Linked DNA regions of Homo sapiens: region 1 is linked to region 2. A link is an interaction called in ENCODE POLR2A ChIA-PET data of the cell type or tissue named here. Cell type or tissue: Panc1. All regions are shown on one strand. Links, peaks and the distances in the headings refer to the core of each region. The heading gives the core; the rest is flanking DNA.

Evidence for each region. ChIA-PET counts read pairs that join two places held together with the same protein. Peaks named below come from ENCODE experiments on the same cell type or tissue, not always from the same donor. Only the 100,000 strongest peaks of a DNase experiment are listed, where the experiment ranks them.
Region 1: POLR2A ChIA-PET joins it to region 2 with 13 read pairs; 2 of 35 experiments call an interaction of 5 or more read pairs at or near these places.

What each region holds. Positions count from the first base shown.
Region 1 is chr1:109,635,281-109,647,221 of GRCh38, reverse strand. No RefSeq gene overlaps it. Among named protein-coding and RNA genes, the nearest start is that of GSTM4, 15 kb to the left of the region's middle. RefSeq lists enhancers at 2,293-3,166, 3,541-3,835. In Panc1, for the core only: CTCF peaks have their summits at 3,511 and 3,717 (motif pointing left); no DNase peak of the experiment used is centred there; H3K4me3 peaks cover 260 bases; H3K27ac peaks cover 867 bases.
Region 2 is chr1:109,876,373-109,888,313 of GRCh38, reverse strand. All of the region lies in intron 4 of LINC01768 (long intergenic non-protein coding RNA 1768), which reads right to left. Among named protein-coding and RNA genes, the nearest start is that of CSF1, 29 kb to the left of the region's middle. RefSeq lists enhancers at 5,783-6,622, 6,623-7,463, 7,567-8,067 and a silencer at 10,635-10,823. In Panc1, for the core only: no CTCF peak of the experiment used is centred there; no DNase peak of the experiment used is centred there; H3K27ac peaks cover 4,387 bases.

The DNA of each region.
Region 1 (11,941 bases), core at 168-5,167, 240 kb after region 2:
AAAACAATCCCATTTGCAATAGCACCAAGAAGAATAAAATACTTAGGAATAAACTCAACCAAGGAGATGAAAGACTTGTATGTAACACTGATGAAAGAAATCAAAGAAAACTACATAATATTGATGAAAGAAATCAAAGAAGACACAAGTAAATGGAAAAACATCCCATGTTTATAGATTGAAAGATCTAATAATGTTTAAATGTTCACGCTACTTTGATCTACAGATTCAATGTAATCCCTATCAAAATCTAATGGCATTTTTTTTTTTTTTTTGAGACAAAGTCTCACTCTCTTGCCCAGGCTGGAGTGCAGTGGTGCGATCTCAGCTCACTGCAACCTCTGCCTCCTGGGTTCAAGCAGTTCTCCTGCCTCAGCCTCCCGAGTAGCTGGGATTACAGGCACCCGCCACCATGCCTGCCTAATTTTTATATTTTTAGTAGAGACGGGGTTTTACCATGTTGGCCAGGCTGGTCTCGAACTCCTGACCTCAGGTGATCCACCCATCTTGGCTTCCCAAAGTGCTGGGATGACAGGCATGAGCCACCACACCCAGCCTCTAATGGCATTTTTTTACAGAAATAGGAAAAAATAATCCTAAAATTCATATGGAACCACAAAAGATCCCAAATAACCAACACAATCTTGAGAAAGAAGAACAAAGCTGGAGGCATCAACTTCCTGATTCCAAAATATATTACAAAGCTATAGTAATTAAAACAGTATGGTACTGTCATATAAACAGACACAAGGACCAATGGAACAGAACAGACAGCCCAGAAATAACCTAAGTGTATATAATCAACTGATCTTCAACAGGGTGCCAAGAATACACAATGGACAAACGATGGCCTCTTTAACAAATGGTTTTGGGAAAACTGAATATGGACATACAAAAGAATAAAATTGGACCCCTGTCTTACACCACACTCAAAAATGAGCTCACAATGGATTAAAGATTTAAATATAACACCTAAACCTATAAGACTCCTAGAAGAAAACATAGGAGAAAGTCTTCATGACATTGGTCTAAGCGATGATTTCTTTTATATATCAAAAGCACAGGCAACAAAAGCAAAAATAGACGAATGGAACCACATCAAACTAAAAACCTTCTGCACAGCAAAAGAAACAACAGTGAAAAGGCAGTCTATGGAATTGGAGAAAATATTTGCAAACCACATATCTGAGAAGAGGTTAGCTAACATCCAAAATACATATAGAACTCCCACAACTCAATAGCAAAAATTACTTTAAAGCTTTTAACTATAGCCTTAAAATATAATTGAATAAAATATGTGTATATTAAATGTATTTTGAATAAACTGTAGTAACTTTTCTAAATAAACAGAAAATCATACCTTATTCTGTACACATACCTGTATCTCTCTGCATTAGTGTATCCAGTACAATTAACCATCTACTCTCATTATTATATTTAATTAGAGTAACCAATCTTCTTGTTTTCTCAAAAAAAAAAAAAAAAAAAAAGCCCCGAGAAAAGAAAGTTTAAAACTGTCCAGCTAAGACTGGCCACGGTGCCACCATGCCCAGCCCAGTACTGATATTTTCTGAGATTTGATCTCACACTTGGCTGCGGGGCTTTTACCTAATTCCTTTGAGAACAATCCTGCCTCTGCTACCTTTGGCCAGCTATTGGAAGGGGCATCCAGCTCTCTGCCAGCCACCTCACCCTACTCAGACAGGGGGCCCAACTCCACCTCAAACCAGGAGAAGTGGAAAAGAGTCTTTTTTCCTGCTGTTCGTCTGAAGGTGCAGGTCATCCCTAAGTGCACGTGGCAGTCCAGGTCTCCCCTGTGCCCTGGAACATCCTTCTCCCTGGCCTCTGCTCCTGGGTGTCTTGAGAAACATAACTTCTTGATCACCAATTTAAGTATGACAGTGGGGTTTAGAAAAAAGCTATGTTCCCTTTAAAGAAGGGGCTTATTTGCTTTTGCTAATAATCCCAGCCAATACTTACTGAGTGTCTATGACTTGTCTACTATATATACCTCCTCACCAAATTCTCAAAACATCTCTTTGAATTATTTCTTTCTTCCCTCATTTTATGGATGAGAAAACTGAGGCTCAGGAAAATTAAGTAACTTGCCCAAGGACACACAGCTAGCAAGTCACCAAGTTGTATCTGACCAGTCCAGTCAACCCCAAGACCTGGGTCTACCCAGGACACCACACTGCCTACAAAACGCTGCAGGGTGAAACCACAGGATCCAAAGAGCCAACAACAATCCAAGACTTTCCAGACACCGTGGGGGCTGATAGTAGACAAACTTGGCCCTAGGCCAAGAGGCCCTCACGTGCCAAGCACTGTAGGCATTTCTTAGAATTCTTTGTGTCTTTTGTTTTCATTATCAGCAAGAAATGCTACTTCACAAGGCTGGAATATTTCGTGTAATGTGATCCTATAAACACACGCTAAGCGGGGAGTAAACAAGGCAGCAGACATGCCGGAGAGAGACCTGAGCCCGAATGCGTGGGAAAGCTTCAGAGCAGTGCACCGGGGAACACAAACATCATTGGCTGCAAAAAAGGTCCCTGTAATGACCTTTGTCATTTGGGGTTTACTGTTGCTGTTTCCCTAAATACAAAGAAAGTGCACAAAGAGGCCAGGCGCAGTGGCTCACGCCTGTAATTCCAGCACTTTGGGAGGCCGAGGCGGGTGGATCACGAGGTCAGGAGATCGAGACCATCCTGGCTAACACGGTGAAACCCCGTCTCTAAAAATACAAAAAATTAGCTGGGCGTGGTGGCGGGCGCCTGTAGTCCCAGCTACTCGGGAGGCTGAGGCAGGAGAATGGCGTGAACCCGGGAGGCGGAGCTTGCAGTGATCCGAGGTGGCGCCACTGCACTCCAGCCTGGGCGACAGAGCGAGACTCCGTCTCAAAAAAAAAAAAAAAGACAAAGAAAAAGCAAAGAAAAGAAAGCAAGTGCACAAAGAGAGAATGAGGTCAAGTGGGGGAGGCAATGAGTTCAATCTGGCAGGAATGCACAGCAGGTTATAAAGATGGCCCCAGAACACGGGAGCTGGGCCATGGATGCATGCAGGGGTTTGACCTGGGGTTGGGGGGACAAGCAGGAATCTCCAGGTAGCAATCTTGGTGGTGGTGGGGTTCTGGCAGCTCTGCCTGTGGTGCAGCATCAGGGGTTAAGGACGTCCTCCAGAGGAGCGGCGAGGGAAACTAGGGGTGTCAGTAGACGATCTGGGATTCCAGGCCGCCTCCAGCCTGGCTGAGAACTGCCGGATCAAACAGAAAGCAGAGGTGATGCTTTCTCATTCAGACGGGGCTGGGTGGGAAGGAAAGGCTGTGGCTTTATGGCACACACAAAGTGTGTGGGGTCAGGACATACCGCAGATCCCCAGCTCCCTGAACCCTCCGCCTGCCTCTCCCGCGCTGGCCCAGCCCCGCAGGCAGAGGCACGAGCCATTGATGCAGTATTTGAAGGTGGCTGAACCCAAGCAGGAGGTGCAGCCTCTACCCGAGAGGGGGTGCAGGCAGAAGAGTGGGAGAGAAGCCTGGAGGTCTCCTGTGGCCAACGGGCCCCATGCCTGCCCCTCAGCAGCATGGGATGACTGGCGAACCCCAGCCGACCCCACATTTACTAGACTCCACGGCTACCGGTAGGGTTACAAGTTTAAGTGACTCTGAGGCCTAAACCTCCGCCCGATTTCTGGGGAGAGTCCAGCAGCGCGCCCTGGTGGCCAACCGTGCACCTCCCAGGTAGGGAAAGGCCCGCGGGGTCCCTCCTGCCTGCGGGATCCTCAGGCCAGTCCCGCGGGCGCTGCTCTGCTCTCAGCGCTACCCACCTGCAAGGGGCACGGCTCTGACCACAGTAGAGGGACAGCCCGTTAGGCGCCACCTCGCAGCTACAGCTCTTTGGGCTTTTCGGTTCTTTGAGCAGGAACTTAAGCCACATTCCCCAGGGACCAAGAAAGAGTTTTGGAGCACCCTTGGTGCAACCCCAGAAAGTAGCATTCGGAGAACATTGGCCACCCTTTATTCAATAGCTGAATGGTGGCTACTTTGCGCCTATTATTTTATTTCTTACCACCTCTCCATGAAATAAGTAGTGTTATTAGCCTCTTTTTACTATTAAGAACACTGAGGTTGGTTTTTTTCTTTTTTTTACATTGAAGTGAAATTCACATAATATAAAATGAACAATTTTAGAGTGAACAATTCCGTGGCAATTAGTACATTCACAATGTTGGGCAGCCACCACCTCTATCCAGTTTCAAAATATTTTTATCACCCCCAAAAGACACCCATACCCATTAAGCAGTTGCTTCCCATCACCCCACTTCCCCAGCCTCTGGAAACCACCAATCTGTATATGTCTCTACAGATTTACTTATTCTGGGTATTTCACATAAATACAGTCATACAGCACGTGATCTTTGTGTCTTGTCTGGCTTGTATTGCTCAGCATAATGTTTTCCAGGTTCATCCACTGAATGGAAGAATCAGTACTTTATCCCTTTTATGGCTGAATGATATTTCATTATATGGATATAACACATGTTGTTTATCCATTTATTTGTTGATGCACATTTGGACTATTTTCACCTTTCGGCTATTGTGAACATTACTGCTGTACACATGAGTGTGTGTGTGTGTGTGTGTGTGTGTGTGTATAATTTTTATTTATTTATTTTTTGAGACAGAGTCTCACTCTGTCACCCAGGCTGGAGTGCAGTGGCACAATCTCGGCTCACTGCAACCTCCGCCTCAGGGGTTCAAGCGATTCTCCTGCCTCAGCCTCCTAAGTAGCTGGGATTACAGGCATGTAATCCGGCTAATTTTGTATTGTTTTAGTAGAGACAGGGTTTCACCATGTTGGTCAGGCTGGTCTCGAACTCCTGACCTCAGGTGATCCACCTGCCTCGGCCTCCCAAAGTGCTGGGATTACAGGCATGAGCCACCATGCCCAGAGAGTGTACATATATTTTTGAAGTGCCAGTTTTCACTTCTTTGGGGAATATACCTGGGAGGGGAATTGCTGGGTCATGTGGTAATTGTATTCTAACATTTTGGGGAACCATCAAACTGTTTTTCATAGTGGCTGCACAACTGTACATTTCCACGTGCAATTATGAGGGTTCCAATTTCCCCACATCCTTGCAACACTGATTTTCCATTCTTGTCTTATTGTAGTCATCCTAGTGGGTGTAAAGTTGCGCTGAGGCTTATGTGGATAGGGTGGGTGAGACTGAGAAACCCAAGGCCTACAGCTTGGATAGAAAAGTGCTTTCTGCAGACCTGTCCCTCTCTATTGGCCCCACCACCTCCCCTCTAGTAGCCCATGCCAACCCCAACCCTAACTCCATAAGAGGCCAGCAAATCTTCTTTTCTATCCCGTGCCACGTGGCGAGCTCGGTCATCCTCTTTAAGCCAAATCTCCTCAGTCAGAGGGCCATCATTTTGTCTCTCACCTTAATACCAAGAACCTAACCTTGGAGCCCCAAGTGTCCTTCCTGGGCTCTGCTATGGCCCTGTGTCCTTACCCAAGATCAGCAGGTTCCCAGGGCTAAGCACACACGGGGAACAATTATTGGACTAAGTGCCATGGGACAAGCTTCTTGTGCCAGCAGAGCCTCTCTCTCTCTCTTTGAGGGAGGCAAGGAGATCCTCTGGTTTCCATCTCAGGGAGGCACTGGTCTGAGAGTGAAGGGCAGTGCCATCCTCTTCTACCGTGGGCCTTTGGAGCACTGACCCCACACCAGAGCAGGATGGGAAGATGCCCCCAACACAGTCCCCAAATGCCTTCCTCCTTCCTGCTCCTCCATGCAGGCTCTCCCCATCCATCTGGTCAAAGCCAATCTCCTCCTTGGAGACTTATCCAAGTGCCCCAGACCCTAGAGCTTCCTCCATGTCCTGACTACCCACAGCCCATGTAATCTTCTGCCAGGGCTCTTAGCAAGGAGCTTTATCTCCTGGGGTGTGACCAGTCTATGAGGCTGACAATTAGGCCTTCCTCAAAGCTCTGAAGGTTACTGGAAAATCCACTCAGAGATGAAATAAACACCCCCAGAAAGGCCAGGCATGGTGGCTCATGCCTGTAATCCCAGCACTTTGGGAGACCAAGGTGTGTGGATTGCTTGAAGCCAGGAGTTTGAGACCAGCCTGGGCAATATAGTGAGACCTCATCTCTATAAAAAGTACAAAAATTAGCTGGGTGTGGTGGTGTGCGCCTATAATCCCAGCTACCCGGGAGGCTGAGGTGGGAGGATTGCTTAAGCCCGAAGGTGGAGGTTGCAGTGAGCCAAGATCATGCCAGCCTGGGCTATAGAGCAAGACCCGGTCTTGAAAAACAAAAACAAAACACGCCTGCAGACATCATCTAGAAATTCAGAGGCATTCCACATGAAGAGCAGGAGTCTGGAAACCCCATTAGGTTTTGCCGATGTAAAAGAAGATATGGCCTAACCACACATGGCCCACATTATCTGGAGGAAAAATGTGGTCACGAGATAATGTGGGTGGTGTGGGGGCTTAGGACAGGACAGGCAAAAAGCCAGTGTGTGCATGTGGCTCCAGCCTTGCCCTGCAGAAACGGGGTCCACCTCAGCTAGTGGCAGTGCAGCTCTCCTAGTAGGGATCCTGGCATGAGCCTAAGCCATAGCTCTCACTGGAGGGGTCATACATGAGCTAGCCTGCCCACCAGGCTGGTGAGTGGGGCCCCAAGTGTGCCCGCTGCAGAGTTAGTGGGCATGGGTGCCTAGAGAGGGTGCCCCAGCCCATCCATTCCCAGAACCCAGCCTCAGGCAGAAGCTGTTCTCAGGAGGTACCGCCACCCTGTGGACCAGTTGGGTACTGCACAAGGACTACCAGCCAAAGGGCAAGCAGGAGCTGAAACCCAGCCTACACTCTGCTCACCCAAAAACTCAGGCTGCACAGCTGCAGTCACCTGGAGGGAGAGACACTCTACCAAAATATGCCCTTCGTTCTTTGAGCTTTCAGGGGTATATCTGCCCAGGAGGCTCACCTTTTCCTAACTCACACAAAGGTGGCATGAGGATGTTTCAGCTCTGGGTTTGTGCGTGACCCCAGGGCTCAAGCAGCCCAGCAGGGTATCTGGTGCACAGGGAGAGGACGTGACAGAGGGAAAGGAGAGAGCCGTGCACTGGGCTTCTTCAGGGTGGGGCTCTGGCCGGCCACTCTGGGGACACTGAGGCATGAATATGCACACTCCCATGGCAACCCGAGGTGATTGGCAGCTCTGTGGGCACTGAGAAGTATTCAGCTGCAGGACACAACTGGGTGGAGTGGGGGCTGCTGGAGCTTCAGTTGATTTACAGACTCATGTAGGATGCTGCCTGGAACGTTCAGACCTGGATAGGTGACATCCTCCAAGAGTAGGCACAAGAACTAGTGGCATCAGTGAGAATGCAGCTACACGTGCACCCTCAGGCTGTGGGCACTCCAGAGACCCCCAGCCAGGCTGACACAGATGTCAGGTGGGTTACATGCTGCGCGAGAGCCTCTGGGTGATCAGAGACTGCAAGCCAGCCTGTGCTCTGCTGGCCAAGCTGTGCTCCCCATCAGGAGGCTGTGTCTACCCAAGGAAGGGACATCTTTTTCTAAACCCACAAAGGCACTTTCTGGGCAGAAGGGCTCTGCTCAAGTGCACATGGGTGCAGAGGAGAAGGAGGCCCAGGGCTGACCCAGACTCTTCGAAACCCTGGTTCCAATATATTGCTCATCAAGCCACTTCTGGTTGACTTTTTAAAAAAAATCCTGTGCTTGTTGTTTTCAGTCTTTATTGTAAGCTGATAAGTAGCTTATCAGCTCCTGTGTGCTGGGTTAGAGGGAGTTGGTTTCTATGGGCAGTCACATTTGCATGAGGGAACGGAGTGAGGGCCTGACCAGTGGCCTCCTGAACACCAGCTGCTGGTCCATCTTGCATCTGTCCACCCAGGGCTTTCGATGAACACCATGGAGAAGCCTCTCCTCCTCTCGCCCCTCCTCCTTCCACCTTGCCCCAGCACCTGCTTCTCTCCCAACCAACTTCCATCCTGACTCCAGGCTCTGAGGAAAGAGCTGCAAGGAAAGGCGAGGCACCTGCAGCAGGTATTGGCCTCCTGGCCTGCTGGGGAGAAGGAAGAGGTGGGTAGAGAGAGGGAGGCAGCGAGGAAGCCATCAGGAAGGCAGGAGGACCAGCTAGGAGCAGGCTCACCCACGCTACGAGGCAAGGAATATTCCCCAACAAGGGAGCAGTTGGTGGGCCGCTGGGTATTGTCCCAGGTTCCCCTGCTACCCTGTGACAAAACCCGAAGGCCGCTTATCTCAGCCGTATCCTGGCTGGATGTCGCTGTGTCTCAGCTGATGTGAGATTCAGATGCTCTGAGACAGCCTGGTCATGCAGGATTCTGGAGGTTGCCAGTCCACTGGAGAAGATACGCCATAATGGCTCCACTTGGAATCTGGAGTCAGATGGGCCTGGGGCTGAGTCCTGGCTCTACCTGATGACCGCTGAGTGACCAGAGCTGATTACTTAATTTCTTTGTGCATTAGGATAACCATCTGTGAAATACGGATAACGCTAATACATACTACACAGTGCTGCTGTGAGGGTTTAAAAAGAACAGTTATTCAGGGAAAGAAATGAGATAAATGGGAGTTAGCTGATGGGGCCAGGAGTAGAAGAGCAGGAGCAGGGGCGAAAGAGGCTGAGATGAGGGTGGGGCGCCAAGCCTCCACAGCTGCCCAGGAGGTGCACTGGGATTCAGAGCCAGCAGGGGCTCTCCCAGAGGGTGCGCAGGCCCAAGGTGGTAGGAAAAGTGAGAGGAGGGAGCTCAGCGGAGTTAAACAGACACACATGAGGCCAGGCGCAGTGGCTCATGCCTGTAATCCCAGCACTTTGGGAGGCCAAGGCGGGCGAATCACCTGAGGTCAGGAGTTCGAGACCAGCCTGGCCAACATGGTGAAACCCCATCTCTACTAAAAATACAAAAATTAGCCAAGCGTGGTGGTGGGCACCTGTAATCCCAGCTACTTTGGGAGGCTGAAGCAGGAGAATCGCTTGAACCCAGGAGGCAGAGGTTGCAGTGAGCCGAGATCATGCCACCGCACTCCAGCCTGGGCGACAAGAGCGAGACTCCGTCTCAAAAAATAAAAACATAAATAAATAAATAAATAAATAAACAAACACATGGGCACTTGCCTTTGAAAGTCTTGGCCAGGCACGGTGGCTCACGCCTGTAATCTCAGCACTTTGGGAGGCTGAGGCAGGCAGATCACCTGAGGTTGGGAGTTCGAGACCAGCCTGACCAACAGGGAGAAACCCATGTCTACTAAAAATACAAAATTAACTGAGCGTGGTGGCGCATGCCTGTAATCCCAGCTACTTGGGAGGCTGAGGCAGGAGAATCGCTTGAACCCGGGAGGCAGAGGTTGCGGTGAGCAGAGATCGCGCCATTGCCCTCCAGCCTGGGCAACAAGAGTAAAACTCTATCTCAAAAATAAATAAATAAATAAAAAACCAGTCTTAGTGACCCCATCAAGGCCCAGGCCTCACACCCTGTTCCACCCTCGCCATCCCCACCTCAGCTTCACGGTCACCTGGAGCCATCCTCCCACCCCCAATTAGCCCCCTGGCCAGGCTCTGACTCAAATCTCCAGCAGGTCCCAAAGGGAGCTCAAAATAAGAGCACTGGGCTGGGAGTCCAGCACCAGGTCCTCACTCCACTCTCCACCTCCTATCCCTGTGACCAGGCAAAGTATGGGACTCTCTGACTTTCAGTACCATTATCCATTATGGACTTGTAACATTTTATAACTTTTGTTTAGCTCACACCTGGTTCCAAAAGGATTTGAGGCTGCTGGGAGGAATAATCACACTCTTGACCAACTCAAAAGGCTGTTGCAAAAACCAAATGTGGAAAATTATAAAGCACAAAGCAAGCATGGTATTATTGCTATTTTCTCCAAAAAGGAATTAGCCCACCCTTCTCTGTCCCCGCAGTGGAGTTTCTGACCTAGCTCCATAGTTGTTCAAGTCCCCTGTCGTTGAACTCTGCCTTATAAACAGCATTTAATCTCCATAGCAAACCAATACACGTGGACCCCGATATCCTCATTTGATAGATCAGAGAACTAAAGCTCAGAGTTCCTAGAAATTTTCAGGATCTTATGGCTAATAAGTGACAGCTGTGCCGTGGGATAGAGCCCGGGGATCACAAACCCAGTACCTCTCTGGCAGTGTATGGACTGGGATGGGTATAAGGTAACCGGGAGGGGTCAGGCTAATAGCCGCCTCAGAGCATTCACATTCTCGATCTCATATCAGGCTGTGCCAGCCAATCACAATCCTGTGGCCACCTCTGCCACCTCTGTCTTAACTACTGGTCTTAGCAGCCTCCCCACAAAAGCTCCTCTCCACCCACACTGCCACCAGCCAGGTCCTTGTCAATCACACCCGGGATGTGGCAGGAGCCTCCTCCATGACCCTTCTGCCTCTAGACTCACCCGCACTGATCCTTCTGCTCATCAGAGCCTGACCCTGTCCCTTCCCTGAGCACCCCACCCCTAGAGGGACCCCCTCAACCAGACACGTACCCCAGGGACCATGATAGAGTAGGAGGAACAAAGACTTTGCAGCCTGACAGTTCTGGGGTCAAATCCCAGCTCTGGCACTCATTAGCTGAGTCATCCTGGATAAGTTACATAACCTCCCGAACCTCATTCTCCCTGTTGACGCGAGGGAATATGGTGATAGATATCATGCAGAGTTCTAGGAGCTGGAAGTACATTCACACTTACAAAGAGTTCAGCCCAATGCCAGGTGCTCATAGGTATTTTACCCCACCATGGCAAATGCGTAGTAGACACACCAGCATACCCCAGCAGTAGCTTGGGACCCTGGTGGGAATGGATTGGTAGCCACTCCCCTTTGCATATCTCCTCCAGGCCTGGGAAGTCAGGGAGGAGGGCTGACTTGCCCAGCTAATAAACAGAACACTCAGGTTTAAACCCAGGTCAGTCTCTCATCTGCAAAGGGGAGACAGAAATTCCAGCTGTGCATATCTGTTGCACAGATTCAGAGAAGATGCCAGTGGCAGCAGTAGCTGCTCCAAATCTGCCCAGACTATTTAGGGAGGCAGGAGAGTTGAAGGTGACGGCAAGACCAAAATCTGAGCCAACCCCCCTGGCCCAGAGTGGGACTGCGGGGCTGAGCCATTTTAAGTAAGTCCTTTATAGACCCTGCATCTGATTCTTGGAGGCCCCACACTCACTTGCATTTAAAATGCACCCACACCCCCTCATTAAATATAACTGCTTTGCTTTAAAGGGGTTTTTATAAATTTGCTTTTGAAATTACTTGACTATGAGTAACTCATTTAATTTACTATTGGCTATGCTTTCTCTTTAATCATATTGCATATTCTGGAACTCTTGTCAAAAATCCAACTTACAAATTGTTTTCAAATATAATGGCATGTGACTTAACAAATATTGAAGTTGACATGCTACTTTCTGAAGGCATTTCATTAAACATTTGTCAATTTCAACTTTTTTTTTTTTCCATATTTTGCAGCCCTCAGAGGTTTTCTTTCAGCTCTCCCATGTTGCCAGGGGGTGGGGGTGACATTGAGGGTCTGCCGGGAGAAGACAGGTATGCGCACAAAAGCAAGGCACTTAGATCGCCCCCATTTCTAGACTTGCAGGCTGCCTGCTTCAGGCCCAGCTGCGGAAACCACCCACCCCAGGTTGCCCAGGGCATCCTAATTTGGGCAGTTTCACTCTCATTTTGAAAATATAGTGATTTCTCAAACATTGGATTAAACCTGAGTTAAGGCTTAAGCCTTTATTGGAATTTCATATGAATACATTCATAAGTGAGGCAATACTTTGATAGGGTAAATGTTCTGATGTAGGGTTTAGAAATCAGGATTATTGTCACCCTAACCAAACACCCTTACC
Region 2 (11,941 bases), core at 2,969-7,968:
CCACAGCAAGCTTGCTGGTCTCTAGTACGTGATTGCCACAAACAGCCCAATGGTCTTATTTAAATTCATATTTTATCATGGCTGTCACTGGTTTAAATTCTGAAATCCGAAACCCTTACCAGGGTCCCGACGCCCTGCCTTACCAGGGTCCCGACGCCCTGCCTAACGCGGCCCTTGCTCACCTCTCCCTCCTGTTTCTGGCCCATTCTTCCCCTTTCTCAATGCTCCACAGCCACATCGAGCTTCTTTCAGTTCCTCGAAAGTGCTGCTCTGGCCTTGGGTCTTCCCGCATGCTGGTCCCTCTGCCTGGAACAATCCTCTTCTCCTCTCCCTCTTTTCCTCTTAGCTAATGATAATCCTTTAGGTCTCAGGCCCTGTCCTTTGCTCTCCCTCCATCCTATTTTTCCCTTGTGGATCACTTGTCACCCTCTAATGGCCTGGCCAACGCCTGGTTCTCTGTTAGACTGTGAGCACCACAAAAGCAGGACTTTGTCTTCTCTATTGGATCCTGAGCCCCTGGCATAGTCCCTGGCACAGACAAGGAGCTCAATTAATGCTTCAAGGATAAATAAGGGAGTAGCTTTTCTCCCCATTCACCCTTGGATGTCCCCTCTTACCTTCCTGTGAGCTCTCAGTGCAGAGCATTCATCAAAACTGAACATTTTCAAATAGATTTAGAATTTACACACCACGATGTGCCTAAGTGGGGGTGTCAATCCTCCCGGCCCAACACCAATCACTCAGCCAGGGTTATCTGAATCCTGAACGTCAACAGGAATGAGCAGAAGGCAGAGTGGCCAGAGACAAGAGGGAGGGCTGGCAGCCTCCTGTGGGGAGATGGTGGGGCTGATGCTGGTGAGTGGAAGTGAAGGTACAGAAACCCAGGCAGCTTCATTTCCAGGCCTCGCTACTGAAGTGCGGCCTCCAGCAAGGCTGTCCCAAGTCCCACGGAAGACTCCTGAACAATGGGTGTGTTGAGCTTGGGGATTGTGGAGGGCATTCAGCAGGCTGTTACGAAGGAGGGCCTAGAATTGAAGGACGATCAGGCTGAAGGTGTAGATTTAGGATTCACTAACAAGCAAGTGACCATCAGAGCTGTGTGAGTGGTGAGCATCCCTAGGGAGATCATGGGGATGTCCAAGCAGAAGGTACTATTGATAAAACTTTGGGACACCTGATGTAAGGGGCTTAGGAAGAAGAGTAAACTAAACCAGAAATGGGGAAAGAGGAACTACAGCCCTCGAGGGAGAACCATGAAGGTGCAAAGGCCGGAAGCCAAGGGGGTAACTTTTAAAGAAGTGAAGCTTGAGCAACATGGTCAGCTGCCCCAGAGAGGGTGAACGCTGAGAAGTGGCTCCCAGGGTTGGAAAACAGGACGTCAGACATGATCTTTGAAAAGAAAAATTAGCTCATCTCTCCGGTCCCAGCTCCTTCTACCTTCCCTCTGATAGCCCCTCTGTGGGAAGGGGCAACACTTCCTCTCCCTGCCCATTTCTACAAGTGGAAGAACTGTTTCTGATTTGGGGAATGGTCAGAAAGAGAAACAAAGTAAATTCCATTCAAGCAAGGTCACGGCTTATATGTCCAGTTTCCAGAACCTGGGACTGTGATGAGGAAGGCAGGGGTCTGGTCCCCAACCTTCGCAGGCTTACAGGTTAATGGGGTCTCTAGCCATTGCTGCTGCTCAGTCCTGCCCTTTTCAGACCGGGGTTCTTCCTGGTTGACCCCCTGGGTCCTGAGAGGGCTCCTGCAGGCTACATCCTTCTCTGTGCCTTCTCTTGCCGTCACTCCTCTTCTGCCTGGAGTTTGCCTCCCACCTCTTGCTGCTCTGATCCCCAGATCCTGCCTGCAGAGACGGCCCCCAGTCTCCAATTCATTCCACCTCCCAGGACAAGCCTACAACATCCTTTACTGACATCTCCTTCAGGGAAACAAACAGCAAAACAAGCAGAACATGCCCACCCCAGATGGGGAGTTATGAAGCCTGACACCCATCCAAAGCTCCTGCAGCTAGATGTGGCTCTTGGCTCTGATCCTGACCCCTCCTGGGGGCCTCAATGGATTCTGACCCATGGATTTGTTCCTGAGGGTAAGGCCCCCTTCTTTTCTCCACCATAACGCAAGTGGCCCCCTCACCTCCAGCAGGTGAGGTATTTTCCCATAGGAGGTATTTTCTCCTAAAAGGAAGCAGGACAGATTAATCTTTTATAATAATATTTTGTAAATATCACTTTATTATAACACTTTCATGCTCAAAGCCTGTGGCCTGGAAGCTGGGGGAGGTGGCAGGGGGCTTCTTCACTGGTGCTTCAGTCCCTCAGGGTAGGCTCAGGGGGGAAAGTGCTTTCCTTTGGGAGGAGAGTCCACCTGTTTCTCTGCCTCAGTGCTCCCAGGACACCCTCCTGGGCTCCCAGCACAGGAGCAATGAGAGTTTGGACAGGGAGGAGAGAGTGTCAGGAAGTAAAGAATGAGCTTAGAAGACCTTTCTGTCCTGCTGTGGCTCCTGCGTGGCCAACTCCAGATTGCACAAGATTAGGTATCAACTCAGCAGCTGAGTGCTCAAGGCCCTTCTGAATGTCTGGCCCCAATCCATTGCCCAGGGTTCAGGAGGCTTGAGTTCCAACACTCCTGCCAATAACTTCCATGTACCTCGGGCAAGTTCTTTTTTCTCTAGCGTTAGACTCCTTAAGATTACATGGCCCATTCCCACTTTGTCATCCTACAACTCGATGAGTTTGCCTTTCTCCTTTCCTTCATGGCACAAATGTCCTGCTCCAGCCTGATCCATTTTCCTATGCCTTCTAAACACTCTAGACCACCAGGACAGATAGGCTGATTCTCACTCATCAGTTTTGATTGATTGGTGATGGCTGCAGTAAGTTAGAGGGAAACAGTACATCGACAATGTCTGTCAAGGACAGGAGATAGAAGGGGGCTGGCACGTGTGCCATATATTTGTCCATGTCTTACAGCCCTCCACCCTTGGACTCAGGCAATTTCCCCCGCCTGGAATGCTCTCCCTTCTTCTCCACCTGTCCACATTCTTTCAAGGTTCAGATTCTTCAAGAAGCTGGGGTATCTCCCAGCACTCAGAAGTATCTTTCTCCCCTGAACTTTTTAAAGGTAGTGACTTTTGAGGCACATGTGGTTTGTTTCTAGTTTTTAGAGATTGTGAATAGAACCGCTATAAACAAACAAAGTAAATAATAAACAAAGCAAAACAAAGAAGGCCATGATGCTTCTGCTCATTGGACTTTGACTGCAAGCCACCCGGTGGTGTTAAGCTTGTTCTGGTGAGGGTCTGTGTCACTGTCCCTAACAAGACAGTGAACTTGTAGGCAGCAAGGCCTGGCCTGCCCCCGCTGTCTCTCACTGATGTAGGCTGGAGCTAGGCACGGAGCAGGCACTCAGAAGGGTTCACTGACTAGAAAACTTGTGTATACACAAGAAGGACCCCAGAGTCTGATCCTGGCCCCTAGAGACTAACAGTTGGGCTGCCCAAGCTCAATCAACAGAGCAGGTAAGGTCCAACGGGCTTAGTCAGGCGTGAGACCTAGAGCCGGTTTCCCTAGAAGTTGGTTTCAAAACTGGGGAGGAGCTGTTGGATGAGAGGAGGTGGGGAAGTTCCAGCTGTGGGGAAAGTGTGAAGGCTCAGAAGTGGGAACCAAAGAATCTGCTCTGGGAAAGTCATTAGAGAGGTGTTCTAACGCTTTCCCTTCTTCCTGCAGGAAGAATGCATGTTGCATTTTGCCAAGTTGCTCTCAGCTTTTTCCTGCCTGTATGCCATCTTTCTGCAAACTACCAGCGCTGGCCGCCTCGCACAGCGATAATCAGCCTGTCAGTCAATAAACTGAAGATGTTGGTGGTGTGCTGGGGTTGGTGGCCAGCAGTGAGAGCCCTGAGAGTTATAAATTCAAGATGAGAATTGAGATGTTGCCAAGGCTTCACAGAGTCCCTGATTTACTAGGAAATTGTTCCCTAGCCTTGACTGCTGGCCCTGTTATGCAAGGGACTTTGTGTGGGCTGGGGGGATGGTTGAAGGAAAGACAAAAAATAAAAGACCAGAAGCCAGTGTTTAGGCACAGTGGATAGGACATTCCCTACCCCACTGCATTTGGTCACCTATGGTCTGCTATTTAACCTGTCTTAACCATGTTCTGATTTGCATGTGCTTGCTTACTTTCTCCAACTATTTTACAGACCCCTTGAAGGCAGACACTGGCTCATATTTCTGGTGTCTTCCTCCCCCACCCCATTCTAGGCCTCTAGCACCACGCTGGGCTCATGGGAAAGCCGATTGATTAACTGGCTGAATGTGGAGGAGGAGGGGTTAATTAATCCTAGAAAGAAGGCCTCCCAGAGAAGTCCTCCATGCCTGCTCCCTGAGGACCATGAACCTCCCCTAGTCACCCTCTGCCAGCCCAGGCCCTCCTGAGCCTGGTTCTGACACTGTGGGCTCTAGACTGGGCCTTCCTCCTTCAGCCTCTGGGGACAGGTTGCTGGCCTGCAGTTCTGAATATTTCAGTTGGCTCCATGCGTAGGGCCTGCTCCAAGGCCAATCTGAATGAATTTGGCCACCTCCCTGTTTTACAAGTCCCGTTCCTAAACTGGAGCCTACAAACATCTCCCTGCCTTCCTGCACAACGTGTGGCTCTGTTCCCTCAGAGAGAAAACAGTCTGAACCGTCCTGAGCCCATTTCCTTTCCAGGTTTTGCTAGTCTCTTCTCTCGTTGAGGAAGGATGTGCTGGGCCCCAGCCCTGGGTGTGCATGGGGCAGCAACCTGGGCAGCAGTTAGAGAACAGCAAAGGAGGGTCTCCACTCTCCTGAAGCTCCCAGCCCACTGCGGGGACCAGAACATAAGGATCATTGCGAAACCCGTCGAGGCCATGTTTGCTTGATAAGCACCACATGTGTGGAGAGAGAGCTCATCCCAGCCCAGCTTTGGCTCTCCTGGGTGGGCTGGGGTCTGGGGGGAACCCACAGAAAAAATGGGAAGAGAATGCTTCCAAGAGCATGGAGAGCCAGCTCAGCTACTCACCAGCTGTGTGACTTTGGGCAAATTACCTAACATCTCAGGAGTTAGGTTCTTTATCCACACACCAAGATTCCCTGATATTCTAGGATTCTGATGGGGCATGGCACAGAGCTGCAGCCTTGTTGCTACAAGGCTTTGAGAACTCACTGAGCTTGAGGCAGAGGTCCAGACCAGCAGGGAGGGGCCTGGGGCCTGTGATCCTAAGCACAGCTTCTCATGACTGCTAGGTGAGAGGGGTCACACCTGAGAGACTATGGGGCCAGAACCGAATCCTTGAGTCTGGAGATCAGGTGCCTCAGGCCTGGGCTTCAACGCACCCCTGTCCCTGCTTCCCTGGGTCCATGGCTGCAGTGAGCAAGAAAAAAAGAACCCTAGATGGGGGGCGGGGCAGAAGCCACATCAGCACCAACCAGGGCAAACAAAGATGAACTGTCTTCTAGGCTTGAGGTTGTTCATTTGCAAACAACAGTATTTGAGTTGCCACTGTTCCCCGCCTGCCAGGCCAACAGAGGCTGTCTGTGCGTCCGCCCTGCCCCCGTCTCGGGCTCCGTCTCTGGCCTCCACCGGGGCCTTCTGCACGTGCGAGTCCCTTGGTTCTCTGCAGCGGCTCTCAGACACAGGATCTGAGGAGAGGCAGCATCTAGACAAGGGATCAGTGCTGGTTAGAAGGGAGTTTAGAAGGGGGACATTCTGGTGGTGGGGATACCCAGCAGCATGGTAAGTGGAGAAGGTGTGTGCCTGTCACACCCCAGATAGCTGAACTCTGACCACAGCTCAGTGTCCCCCTCCCACCCCAAACCTCAAGGCCAAGGCACAGAGGTGGCCTTTGTCAGTACCCATCAGTCCTGGAAATCTAGGGCTCCAAGAACCTCTGAATTGGCCTCTTGAGATCCTGAAGCCTTGACCCCAGGACAGGCTGATGTTTTGATAATGTCAGGGGCAGGCTCTATGCAACGCATTCCTCCATGAGGTCGACAACCCCTTTCTAGCAGTTCCTTCCTCTGGGATAAGCACTGTCTTATAGGACCTCATCATGCAGGCAGCTGCATGAGTCCCAACAACCAAACAAGCCAGGAGAAACTGGCTCAAAAGCTGGGTAGGCGTACAGGGCCTGGAGAAAGGGGAGACACTCCAGGGGTAGGGGCTCAGCAGCTGGGCCAATGAAGACATCCAGTCCCCCGCTGGCTGAAAGTGAGCCCTGGGAGACAGGTCCGGAGCTTTGGAGCAGCAGCTGAGGAGTGGGATTAGGAGAGAGTACATCTAAGAATATCAGTGGAGATAGATGTCACCCCATTCAGCCGCAGGACCACCTCCTGAGAAGAGGGATGCCCTTTCTTTGCTCACATGCCTAGTCCTTGTCTGCTGTCTGTTCAAAAGGATGGGGGAGTCAGAAAAATTCCAAAGATATGTCGGCACAACTCCCCCACTTCCCACCCTAAGGCGTCAGCCTTCCCTGCTGGCTTCTGCACATCCCGGGCCTGGCTGGGAGTCTCCAGCGAGGGCGAGACCTCTGGTAAGAAAGCCGGCTTGACCCGGAATTGTTCCTCAGCAGACTCATCGCTCAGACAGGAGGAGGTGCAGAGGAGCCTGAGCTACGGGTGCCAGAGACATCAAAGACCTGGGGCCCTGGGAGCCTTGAAGTCAGATAGCCAAGGGTACAATCAGGTTCCCCCAGCTGTGTGGCCTCTTAACCTCTCTGAACTTAGTTTTGTCCTGACCTCACAGTTATGAGAATTAAAGCAGGCAGTGTGTGTGAGAGCGCCTGGCACAGAGCAAGTGCTTATTCATTTTTAAAGTCTCCTCCCTGTGACTCGGGCAGGTGGCAGGGCTATATCCCCAACTCCTCAGCACGACCTGGATGGCCCAGAAAGCCATCCAGGAACCCCTAGCCTGGGCTCAGTGCTGAGTCAGCTCTTAGCAGCCTGGTGCTAAAACTTTGGCCCAGGACCAGGTCCTGGGTGGGCAGAGGTCAGAGCCCTGAACACCACCGTGCTGTGTTCGTCATGCTGTGCTGTGGATGTCCCCCTCCCCCACCGCCACACACAAGCATTGCCCCAATGTCTGAGCAAATCAGTTTCAAATCCTCGATCCCACGCATTTCTCCTCTAAACTGGGAATATGGCGGTCTAGAAGAGCAAAATAAATCCTGTGGGTGGGAGAGCAGTGCCTCCAGCTTAGGCGTGGGGGTGGTGGGCAGGGTAGCTGACTGTATTTATAAGAATCCCAAATTTTTATTGCTACATCTGCTGAGCCTGCCTGTGTTCCCTCCACCTGTTGCCCCTGACTCACGGCCCACCCATCTGCCCAAGGCCTCTGAGGAAGTCCCCAGACATCCTAGTCCTGGCCACCCCTCTACCTAATTTCAGATATCCAAATAAGGAGTTTTAAAAGTGCCTCTGAGAGAAACCTCAGGATGTATACAACATCAGGCCATGAGAGCTTTGCAGTTTTGAGGCAGCTTGCTGTAGGGTAAAAAGGGAGTGAGGTGCAAGTCCAGGCAAGGTCAGGTGAGGCGAGGGAACTGGTGTCCCAAGTCCCGGGGACAGTTTATACACATTTGCTTGGTGGGGTCAGACCAGCCTGTGGCATCTGAGCCTCACCACTTAACGTGCTAGGTGACCTTGGTCAGCTAGTTACCCTCTCTGAGCTGAAGGGACAAGTTCCTACTTGTGGGGTTGTGAGGATTGAATGGGATCAGGGTGTAAAGTGGTTGACCCAGGCCCTGGCCCAGAGTCTGCAGTCAGAAGCTAGAATAACACAAATTATCTAAGCTAATGGCAACTCCATCTTTCCACCATCTCAAGCCAAAAACCATGGAATCATCCCTGACTCCTCTCTCTCTCACATCCCACACCAAAACCATCAGCAAAAGCTGTCATCTCTCCCAATGGCCAGGACCCCACCTGCTCTCACCGTCTCCTATTGCTCTGCCCGGGTCCACACCACCATTATCCCTCACCTGGGTTATGGCTGTGGTGTCCTGGCGTGCCTCCCAATGACCCCTCGGTCTTTTCTCAGCATAGCAGCCAGAGGGATCAGGCTCTCCATGGCTCTCTATTTCACCCAAGTTCATGCAATGGCCAGGAAGGCAGCTCGTGATCTGCCGCTTGTGCTAACCGCCCTGACCTCTACTCCCACCACTCTCCCCTGGCTCCTCTGCCCCAGCCTCTCTGCCCTCCTGAATCTTAGCACAGAGACATAGGCTCCCCTTGCCAGGGGCGCACGCCCCTGATACCCTGCAACTCAATCACCCCTTTCCTATGAGGCCTACTTTGACCGCTCCCTGGCCCTAGCCCAGATCCCCCTCATTCCTTTACCTACTTCACAGGTCCTTTTTTTTTTTTTTTTTTTTAGATGGAGTTTTGCTCTTGTTGCCCAGGCTGGAGTGCAGTGGAGCAGTCTTGGCTCACTGCAACCTCTGTCTCCCGGGTTCAAGCCATTCTCCTGCCTCAGCCTCCCAAGTAGCTGGGATTACAGGCACCCACCACCATGCCTGGCTAACTTTTTGTATTTTTAAGTAGAGACAGGGTTTCATCATATTGGCCAGGCTGGTCTTGAACTCCTGGCCTCAGGTGATCCACCCGCCTCGGCCTCCCAAGTGTTGGGATTACAGGTGTGAGCCACCATGCCCGGCCTACTTCACAAGTCGTTTTGCCCACAGCACTTAGCACATTCTAGCCTCCCATGTAATCTGCTGATTTAATCTGTGTTTTGTACCCTGATGTATCCTAGACACTTCGAACTCAAAAAATATTTGTGTGTGAGTGATATAATCTCACAACAATCCTATGAGGTGGTTAAGTCAGCCTACTCATTTTAATGACAGAAACCCCAAGTTTTCCATGCTTAAGCTGTGATTCTCTCCGAGTGTCTGGGGTCAGGGTCAGGGTGACATTGAAAACAATGGCCCCCAGGACTGCCCAGCCCCCTCCCCTTTATGATTCCCCCACCCAGCATGCTGGCCACTTGAAACACTCTGGCACATGCTGAGATGCAAACCTATTCCTTTGGCTCCCCTCTGCACAGCTGAGGCCAACTAGAACTTTCCTGAGTTTTTCCTACTTCCCACTAAGGGAGGAAATCAGGGAAATTAACACAGAGAACATAAGAATCATAAAAACTGTCTGGCTTACAAAGTGAAGGCTTCTTACAAAGCAGAGGGGACTGCTTTGTTTCCAGTACCTTCTGAGGTGGCTGTGTTCCTACCTCAGGACCCTGGCATGACTCTCTAGGTGCCTGGCCTGTGTCTTCCACTTCCCAGGACCCAACTCCCACCTGCTACCTGCCTCCCACATTCCCCATCCTGCCCGTGGAGCTAGAAAGCTCACCCTGCCATTTCCTCATCATGACTAGAGAAGCTCACTTCTCTGGGACAGTTCTCTCTTCTGTAAAATGGGAAGGGTAGTGCTGGTGGGAGGTACAGATGAAATAACAGTGTGACGGGCTTTGGGAACTTTCAAACCTTACGCAAAGCTAAGATAAAGTGGAGGTGTGCAGGTGGGGTCAGGACCTGCCCCGGAGCCAGGAATTCTGACACAGTGGGTATCTGCAAAATATCCCGTTGCCGGGGCAGGACCCCTTGCCTGGTCAGGACCCCTTGCCTGCGAACTTGCAATTTGATCACAGACAAAGGAGATTTGCTTTCAGTTGAACAGTGACACTTTGGTCTCCCACTTACCTCGTTGTAGATGAGGCAGAAATTGGAGGACCTGGAACACAGAGGGAAAATGAGGCCAACAGTGGGGCCATGCTTGGAGGTACCCCCAAATCTGGTACAGGATCCCAGAGGAATTTCTGGGTGCAGTGGTGCACCCCTGTAGTTCCAGCTACTCAGGAGGCTGCAGTGGGAGGATCACTTGAGCCAAGAATTCCAAGTCCAGCATGGGCAACATAGTGAGACCTGTCTCTTAAGAAGAGAAAATCCCCAGGAGGTCATGTCCTGGCAAGAGCCCCTTAAGAGGCAGAAGCCTTATACTTTCTTAAGAATCTTTGCTTGGCATAGTGCAATCCATAAAGCACCTACTATATGTCAAGCACTGCAGATGGTATTGGGGATACAGCAGTGAACAAAATGGACTCCTGCCCTCATGGTGCATACCGTCTGTGGTCAAGACAGACATTTAGCACATACACAAATAATTATTATTTTATTATTATTTGTGTATTTGCTTAACAAATAATTATTTTTAATAACAGAGGCAAGGACTTAGATGGAGAGGTATAGGGTGCCATGAGAATGTATAATAGGGGAACTTGACATTGTGGAGGAAGTTTCAAGAAGTATTCCCAGAGGAGGTGCCATTTGAGCTGAGAACTACTTGCAGGGTACTGTTCAATTATCTCTAGCAAGTAAAAACTAGGTTCCTCACACGGCCCCCACGAGACTAGATACAGAATGTGGCCCAAGGCCCTAGGCCAAGGCAGACCCCGGATAGGGAATAAGACCTGGCAGTGATGGGGCAGGGAGGTCCTGAGGGGTTCAGGCTGAGCTTGGGCTCTGACCCCGCCTGTCCTCCAGCACACCCGTGTGCACACCCGAGCCAGCCTGTGAAGGGAAAGATCCTGGCTGCTCAACCACCCATGGACGCAGTGGGGCAGGGCCCCATGACCTCATTGTAATAGTGTCCTACAGCCTGGCCAGCAGGAGGAGAAAACAAACACTGAAAAGTCCCCCAGTGCTCCCTGATGCCGGTTCAGGAAGACTCAGGCGCTGCAGGCTCCAGCCTTTGGGCTGCAGGCAGCGCGCCCTACTCAGGAGGCCTGAACGGAATTCGAAAGTACTTATTTCTCACTGAAAAATTCCAAGGATTGCTCAACATTCCATTAACCCCAGGAGCTGGGGTTTGGCCGGAGACGCTGAGAGACGGCAGGAATGGGAGCCTGTGGGCCTGCCGCATGGCTCAGCACTGTCAGGGAATAGCTCCTCTGCCCTGCTCCCTGGGGGCACAAGGTGGGGGCAGGGGTTGCAGGGGGCTGTCAAGACCCTCCCTCCCCCAACGCAGGGGCTCTGAGTGTGGGGTGATTTTGGTGGAGCTGGAAGGAAGCTGGGGGAAATCTCCTGGCTTCTGTAGATGAGAGATGCTGTTCCTGCCCCTTGAAGAGAGCTGCCATATTCCCAAGAGGGCTGGGGACTGGGGCCCCAGATTCTCTGGCTCTGGTATGAAGGCCTGTTTTCCCAGCTCTCAGGAGCCACAGCGGGAGTTGCTCACTGAGAAGACTTTCTGTGGTTACCAGGGAGATCAGCTCCCTCTTCCCAGCTTTCTGCTTGAGGAGCCTGGCTCAAATGCCTCCTCCTCCAGGCAGCCTGGTCCATACCTGGACTGAAATCCTTCTCCTAACACATTATGTTTTATAGTATGGTTATTGCTATACATGTCTGCTCTCCCACACTAAGGAGAAAAGGGGAAGGCAGTCACCTTTTTGGTTCATGTGTGTATAATTCTGCAGGGTCCAGTTGGCACAGAGATGTGTGTACCAAGGTGTTTACCGAAGCATTGCTTACAGCAAGGGGAAATGGTAAGTTATCTAAATGTTCAAGAATAGGAGTTTGATTAAATCATCTAGAGTGTACCCATATGTCAGAATGCTAAGCGGCCATCAGCAATTCCATTCTCAGCAATATTTACAGGTATGGGAGAATATTAAAATCAACAAACTTCCATCACACAGAAGGAACATTTTAGTGTTTCCTTTACTTATTATTTTTTATGTAGATAGACAAATACAGTAAAACCCAACCAAAACATGATCTGTGTGGGGATAAAAATTGACAAGTGCAGGGTTGTATGATGGTGAAAGCAATAGAAAACAGCATTTGAAGCAAGGGGGAGTCTCTATTGTCCCGAAAAGCACAAGATAAAGATGTTGAAAATTATACTACACTCAGGACTCCGTAGGCTGAACTA